Linked DNA regions of Homo sapiens: region 1 is linked to region 2. The links are chromatin contacts, found by Hi-C or POLR2A ChIA-PET in ENCODE. All regions are on one chromosome and are shown on one strand. The core of a region is the stretch at or near the end of the contact, and the rest is flanking DNA. Distances in the headings are between cores, read along the strand shown.

Evidence for each region. A loop is a pair of places that touch in the nucleus more often than their neighbours do. ChIA-PET counts read pairs that join two places held with the same protein, here RNA polymerase II (POLR2A). Pooled maps may share reads with other maps.
Region 1: a map of HCT116 shows a loop between it and region 2 (3-fold over the local background). The contact joins two enhancer-like sites. A Hi-C loop is called at or near these places in 15 of 168 maps with a recorded cell type or tissue (CD4-positive, alpha-beta memory T cell, CD8-positive, alpha-beta T cell, Caco-2 and 10 more), 20 of 37 single-sample maps with no recorded cell type and 27 of 50 pooled maps. POLR2A ChIA-PET finds 5 or more read pairs at or near these places in 5 of 52 experiments (A549, CD4-positive, alpha-beta memory T cell, MCF 10A and 2 more).

The regions. Positions count from the first base shown.
Region 1 is chrX:45,799,318-45,802,793 of GRCh38, forward strand. No RefSeq gene overlaps it. Among named protein-coding and RNA genes, the nearest start is that of MIR222HG, 31 kb to the left of the region's middle. RefSeq lists an enhancer at 2,563-3,141. Within about 2 kb of position 1,999, at least 3 of the 41 ENCODE cell types and tissues checked have a DNase peak (open chromatin) inside an H3K27ac peak, as active enhancers do; they include HCT116, where a contact is called at or near this core.
Region 2 is chrX:46,374,921-46,377,908 of GRCh38, forward strand. No RefSeq gene overlaps it. Among named protein-coding and RNA genes, the nearest start is that of LINC01186, 49 kb to the left of the region's middle. Within about 2 kb of position 1,736, at least 4 of the 41 ENCODE cell types and tissues checked have a DNase peak (open chromatin) inside an H3K27ac peak, as active enhancers do; they include HCT116, where a contact is called at or near this core.

The sequences.
Region 1 (3,476 bases), core at 749-3,248, 580 kb before region 2:
AAAGGAAAAAAAGGGGAGAGGAGGGAGAGACAGTGAGAAGAGAGAGAAGCGTGACAGGGAGAGAAAAGGAGAAGCAGGGAAAGAGGGAGGAGGGAGAGAGGGAGAGGGACACAGGGAGAGTCTGGGGAAGGAGGGAGAGAGAGAGAGGAGGGTTCCTAATAGTAGGTGAGAAACTTAAAAAGACACTAAATTTCTCTGCTTCCCTACGTGGCCTTAAAGGCAGGTAATTCCATGTTTGCTTTCACTTTCAAACAACTTTACCTATGCATATAGGTGAAGCCTAAAATTAAAATGAATTGATAAAAAAAATTGAGAGGGCCCAATTACACAATCGATGGAAAAGCAACACGTTTATACCTCCCAGTCAGGAAGAGCATTCTGAGAAAGGAGACTTGCCAGCTTCCAAAGGCACTCAGCCTTGACAGCTTGGCTACTTCACGGGCTGACTGCAGCTCAAACACCTGTTGGTATCTTGGAGCCACAGCACATCCATCCTTCCCTCACGCCAACATCAACCTGATGGTGAGCTTTCTGAGTAAGGTGTCTTTGTTGGTTGGTTGAGGCCTTCACGTCCTTCTTAGTTTGGGAGGCACTTGCATTTCATATAGCATCACCACATCTATCGGAGTTGATTTGGGGAAGGTGGGTGTGGAGCAGTGATAAAGGAAAACGTTACATCTCTGTGGAAATTCCAGGCCTTTCCACTTCTTTCAGGTACACCAGAGTTCACTGTGGTCATTATATTCAGAAGACTCACACAGTGCAAAAGGCAGTATTTTGGGGAATGAAGCCATAAACCAGTAAAATAAGCCTCAGACTGTTTCCCCAATTTATTATTCTCATTATTCTCATCTCCCATACACAGTATGTTACATGGGGTGCAACAAAACCAAGAAGTTGTTTAAGGATCAAAAATCACTTCTATTTTTAAAAAATAACTTGTAATAGAAATATTTTTGCAATATTTAAGGCAGTAAAAATTTAGCACTCTTAGATAGCCCAAACTGTTACTTTAAAAACCAGATAAATATATATGATGCTTAAATGTGGCAAATATTTTGAAAACATTGACTAGTATTTAAGATATCAATTTTAAAGAATAAAATATTTGATTCATTAATTTGTCTTTTGTTTTAAAACTCAGTTACTGTCATAATAAAAAAAGTTGGCAAAATAAGGTTCACTTTTCAATTGCTTTGTAATTTGTCGTCCTTTTTCCTACCTCCCAGTGTGTGAGAGACAGCTACACAAGTTAAGGCAAAATATAAAACTCCCCTATGGCTCAATTTCCTTTTAAGTAACATGAGGAAATTGTCAATGATTTGTTTCTGCCCCTCATAACTTTTGAGAATAAGTAAAACTTATAAAGTACTTTGCAAATACAAAAAGCTGTTTTAAAAGATGGGGCAGGGGATGGACAAGCAGAATAAATATTTCTAGGTCAAAATTCTTATTTCATAACTACCTTTTAATTTTCTAAGTCTCCTGTATTTTCAAAATGTATTTTATAACAGCCACAATCCCTAGAGAAGCATTTTTAGTAAACACTCTTTGAACTGAGGAAGAACTGTCTCAGATTTGCAGCCTAAGGAGACACGATGACTAAAAACACTGTGGGATCCTGGATGGGATCCTGGAACAGAAAAAGGACATAAGTGGAAAAACTGGTGAAATCCAAATAAAGTCTGCAGTTTAGTTAGTAGTTCTGTACCAATGTTAATTTCCTGGCCTTGATAAGTATACCACGGTTAACAGAGAAAGCTGGGCAAAGGGTATATGGGAACTCTCTGTACTATATTTACAATTTTTTTTTTTTTTTTTTTTTTTGAGACAGAGTTTTGCTCTTGTTGCCCAGGCTGGAGTGCAATGACGCGATCTCAGCTCACCACAACCTCCGCCTCCCGAGTTCAAGCGATTCTCCTGCCTCAGCGCCCCCCCCCGAGTAGCTGAGATTACAGGCATGCGCCACCATGCCCAGAGGCTAATTTTGTATTTTTAGTAGAGACGGGGTTTCTCCATGTTGGTCAGGCTGGTCACGAAATCCCGACCTCTGGTGATCCACCCGCTTCGGCCTCCCAAAGTGCTGAGATTACAGGCATGAGCCACCGCACCCAGCCTATTTTTACAATTCTTCTGCAAATTTAAAATTAGTTCAAAATCAATAGTTTTTAAAAATCATTCTTTGAGTAAGAAAATCAATTGTTACATGTTTTATTAAGAACCTAACTCTTGGCCAGGCATGGTGGCTCATGCCTGTAATCCAAACACTTTGGGAGGCCGAGTCAGGAAGATCGCCTGGAGCCCAGGAGTTCAAGACCAGCCTGGGCAATGTGGCAAGACCCTGTCTCCGTAACGAGGGGAAAAAAAAGAACCTAAATCTAAATTAGTGTGTACTGTAATACATTATAGTGAAATGTTTCCACTAGATGGCACTCTGTTTTCTTCAGTGACCAGAGACACCTCTTCACACTTCTAGTATCCATCACCTGATAGAAATATTTCTTGAGCTTATTTTATAGCTCCAGTGGGCACACGTCTTTGTATAATTTATTCCGTGATTTGAGTCAAAAATATTGTTTGCTTTATTTTCTTAAAATGCCTTCTTTCAGGTTTCAAGCCTCACTATCATTCCAGAATTTTAAGACAAGGTTTGTGAATCCAGTCATTCAACATATTCAGTAAGCCATTACTTTGTGCCACTATTATCTCTACAGTCTGAGGAAACCCATTCTCTTTAGCATTGACCAACATAAAAACTGTCCATCCTCCTACACATTTGCAAACTGCATAAGATTCAAAGAGTAACTCTGAGCAAGGAGGAAACAAATGCTTTCCACCTTGTTTGCATGACTCTTTGATGATGCTGGACACCCCACTGATTTTTACTGCTTAAACAAAGGGTTAGCTATTCAAGAATAACTTCTAGCTTCCTTTTGTATGTCAAAGCTGAAAACCAAAGTTCTTTTTTAAATTAAAACCAAATAGCTAGGAGTTCACCAGTTCCAATGAGGTTCGGCTTCTGCACTCCAATCATATTTATTAATATCTATAGCATTTCCTGGTCCATTCAATAACCTCCTTAATAAAACATTTCTGTTGTCCATACTCCTCAGCTCATCACTGCTCTCTGCTGAAAAGCTCCAATAAACCCAAGACTCTAAGTTCCATCCAGTACTGAAGTTTCATTTTAGGAAAGGTATTTCAAACTTTGCTAATATGAGTTTTTTTTAAAGAAAAAACAAACTCATTCGGGGGCTTACATGTCAAAATGAAAATAGAGTCATGCTGTTTATTAACCAGTTTCCAAAGTGCTAAACCTAGATGAGATTGGAAAACTTTCAATCTCTGACTTTACAGAATAAACGCTTATAATACTTCAGAATGAATTGGAAATAGTGATTCTGCATAAGAGAGACGATACTTGTAATATGTGGCACTAGCCAAAACCAAAAGACACAAAAACAGGAGACACCCTC
Region 2 (2,988 bases), core at 486-2,985:
AATACATACGTTGCTATGAAAGACCAGCTAATATTGGTCTCAAAACTCAGTTATGAGAACTATATGAAAGCTGAACACAGTTTAATACACGTGAAAGTGAGCAGAATCACTTTCTGCTTCCACTTGTACCAAGAACTAGTAAAAAGCATGTGGAAAATAGTACAGAAATGAGATGGGCACAGCACAAAGTTTACAAATTTCATCTCACAGCTAACCATCCTCAAACACATTGTACTCTGAATTTAAGCTAGGCATAGTACATAAAAAATCTTCTAGATCACATCTAGATACATCTCTTTTCTCTCTTTATCACAGAGGGCAGTGCTCCCCAGAATGGTAGAATTTGCCAGTTTTCTGAAAAGGTGATGGGGAGAGCACAACAGTAACAACTTTGCTTTGACAGGCAACTGACACCCATATGATTGATCATGCCAATTATTTCTCCAATGGTGGAATGAGGATCGATTTTTAATTGAAGATGGAATTCTAGCATTCGGAGATTTTTTTTTTCCTTTCTTTCTTTTTTTTTTTTGCTTGAACCAGAGCTATCCAGTTTTTGAAATGGCATGGCCTTCAGGGCCCATAGCCCTTTCTTGGACCTCCCACACTCTTCATATCACAAGGCCAAGAAAATAAGTACCTGCCCATAGCAAATAGCTATGGGCTATTTTTCCTAAACAGCTATGGGCATGTTTGCTCACCATTTCCTAAATCCCATGGAAACTGGGACAAAAGGACCCAAGAAACTTGAAGGGAGCACATTTTAAAACAACCCTACAAAACAGGCACTTTTTCTTGTATATTTTACCACCACTTTGCTTGTGCTGGTGAAAGTGGAGGGGAGATGAGAAAAGGCCTCATTTTGTATGTTAGCTCTTAGCTATTTGGTTTAAGGGATTTTTTTTTTCTTATAAAACATGCAACTGAAACTGGAAAGTCCTTCAGCTAGATGGTCAATGTTTTTTGTGGAATGTGAAAAGGATGGCTTTTTATATCACTGGGTAATTTACATACGCTTGGTAGGTTACTCCCAGATTTCCAGGGTAGAAAGTGACAGTGGGAGACGATGATTCAAATTGTTCAAATATCCATAGGGAAGACATATAAACTCACCACAGACTTTGATAACGTATTAGTCATTAGATATCTCATCCTGACCCCAGCCTCAGATTCACCTGCTGAATACCTGAGCTTAAGTAAGCCATACTTGGAAATGTGGAAACAGAACCCTACTGAGAAAAAAAAACTTATCAAGAAAAAAAAAATCTCTCTTTCCTGTGCCTAAACAATTTCCCCCCAAAGAGCCAGAAGCTAACACAATATTCCCCCCTAAAGAGCCAGAAGCTAACACAGTAACACAGGAAAAAATGAGAATACAAAAGGTAACATCTCTAAAAGGTACTTCAGCTTTCACACCACGATTCCACATCACTACATTGATGACATGCAGAAAGCAATCAAATGCAGGAATACTCTGGGTTGACTGAGCAGAGGCACAGAGTAACAGCCTGGGTAAGCAGCAGCCCTGCTCCTGGGCCAACAGCTGAGCACACCCAACAGAAATAGAATGGTCACTGACGCTGACCACAAGGCAGGCCCCACACAAGTAAGTGCTTTACCTGCCCTTTATCATGTAACTCTCATGGCAACCATCTGAAATAGGCATTTTTAATTTCCATCTTAAAGATGAGGAGACAGAGGCACTGAGGGGCTAAATAGCTTGTCAAGCTATTTGTATAGAAGTTAACACAACCGGCAAGAAGCAGAGAGTCAGGAGCCCGGGTCTTTCTGTTTCTTTAAGCAACATTGCCTCCCTGTGTTCAGGGCTGACTATTCTCTCTCAGGTTTTCAGAGCCATTTACACAGATGTTCAAAGAACAATGCCATGGTTCACTCATACAACATGGAAAAACATCATCATAAAACTCACAGAGTATCTCTCTAGTCTATAGAAGCCAAAATATCAGTGTGAAAAATAAAATCCACAGTCAATCTTACATTAATTCACTATGTCTTCTGAGTCCATTTTTTATTTGCTGATATATCCCATTCTTAACAGTGTTTTACAGATGCGATTTTTATTTTAAATTAAAATGGAAAAATAAAGGTTTCAAAACTGTTAAAGATATCATGACCGTGCTTAAAATTATTTTTTAAATAATACTGAGAAATCCCAAATCCAGAGCTCAGATAGCTTGTTTGAATCATTTTTCTTAAAAAAATAGTTTAGTGGACTTAGCCAGATGAAGCTCACATCTTGGCACCGTGATGTTCTGGATTATCCTTTGGCAGAGGGAAGGAAGTGGGACAATCTATTATCATTATTATTGTTATTATTACGTTTTTTCAAGATGGAGTGTCGCACTGTCGCCCAGGCTGGAGTGCAATGGTGTGGTCTCGGCTCACCGCAACCTCTGCCTCCCAAGTTCAAGTGACTGTCCTGCCTCAGCCTCCTGAGTAGCAGGGATTACAGGCACACACCACCACACCCGGCTAATTTTTTGTATTTTTAGTAGAGACGGGGTTTCACTACTTTGGCCAGACTGGTCTCGAACTCCTGACTTCGTGATCCGCCCACCTCGGCCTCCCAAAGTGCTGGGATTACAGGCGTGAACCACCATGCCTAGCCTATTAATATTATTTTTTAAGAATACAAGTGCAGAACGTGTAGGTTTGTTGCATAGGTAAACGTGTGCCATGGGGGTTTGCTGCACCTATCAACCCTTCATCCGTCATCTAGGTGGTTTTTTTGTTTGTTTTGTTTTTGTTTTTTGTTTTTAGAAGAGACAGGGCTTCACCTTGTTAGCCAGGATGGTCTCGATCTCTTGACCTCGTGATCCACCCGCCTCAGCCTCCCAAAGTGCTGGGATTACAGGCGTGAGCCACCGTGCCCGGCCCCCGTCATCTGGGTTTTAAGCCCTGTATGCATTAGCTATTTGTCCTAATGCTCCCCTCCCCCCGTCCCTCACCCCCCAACTGGCGCCAGTG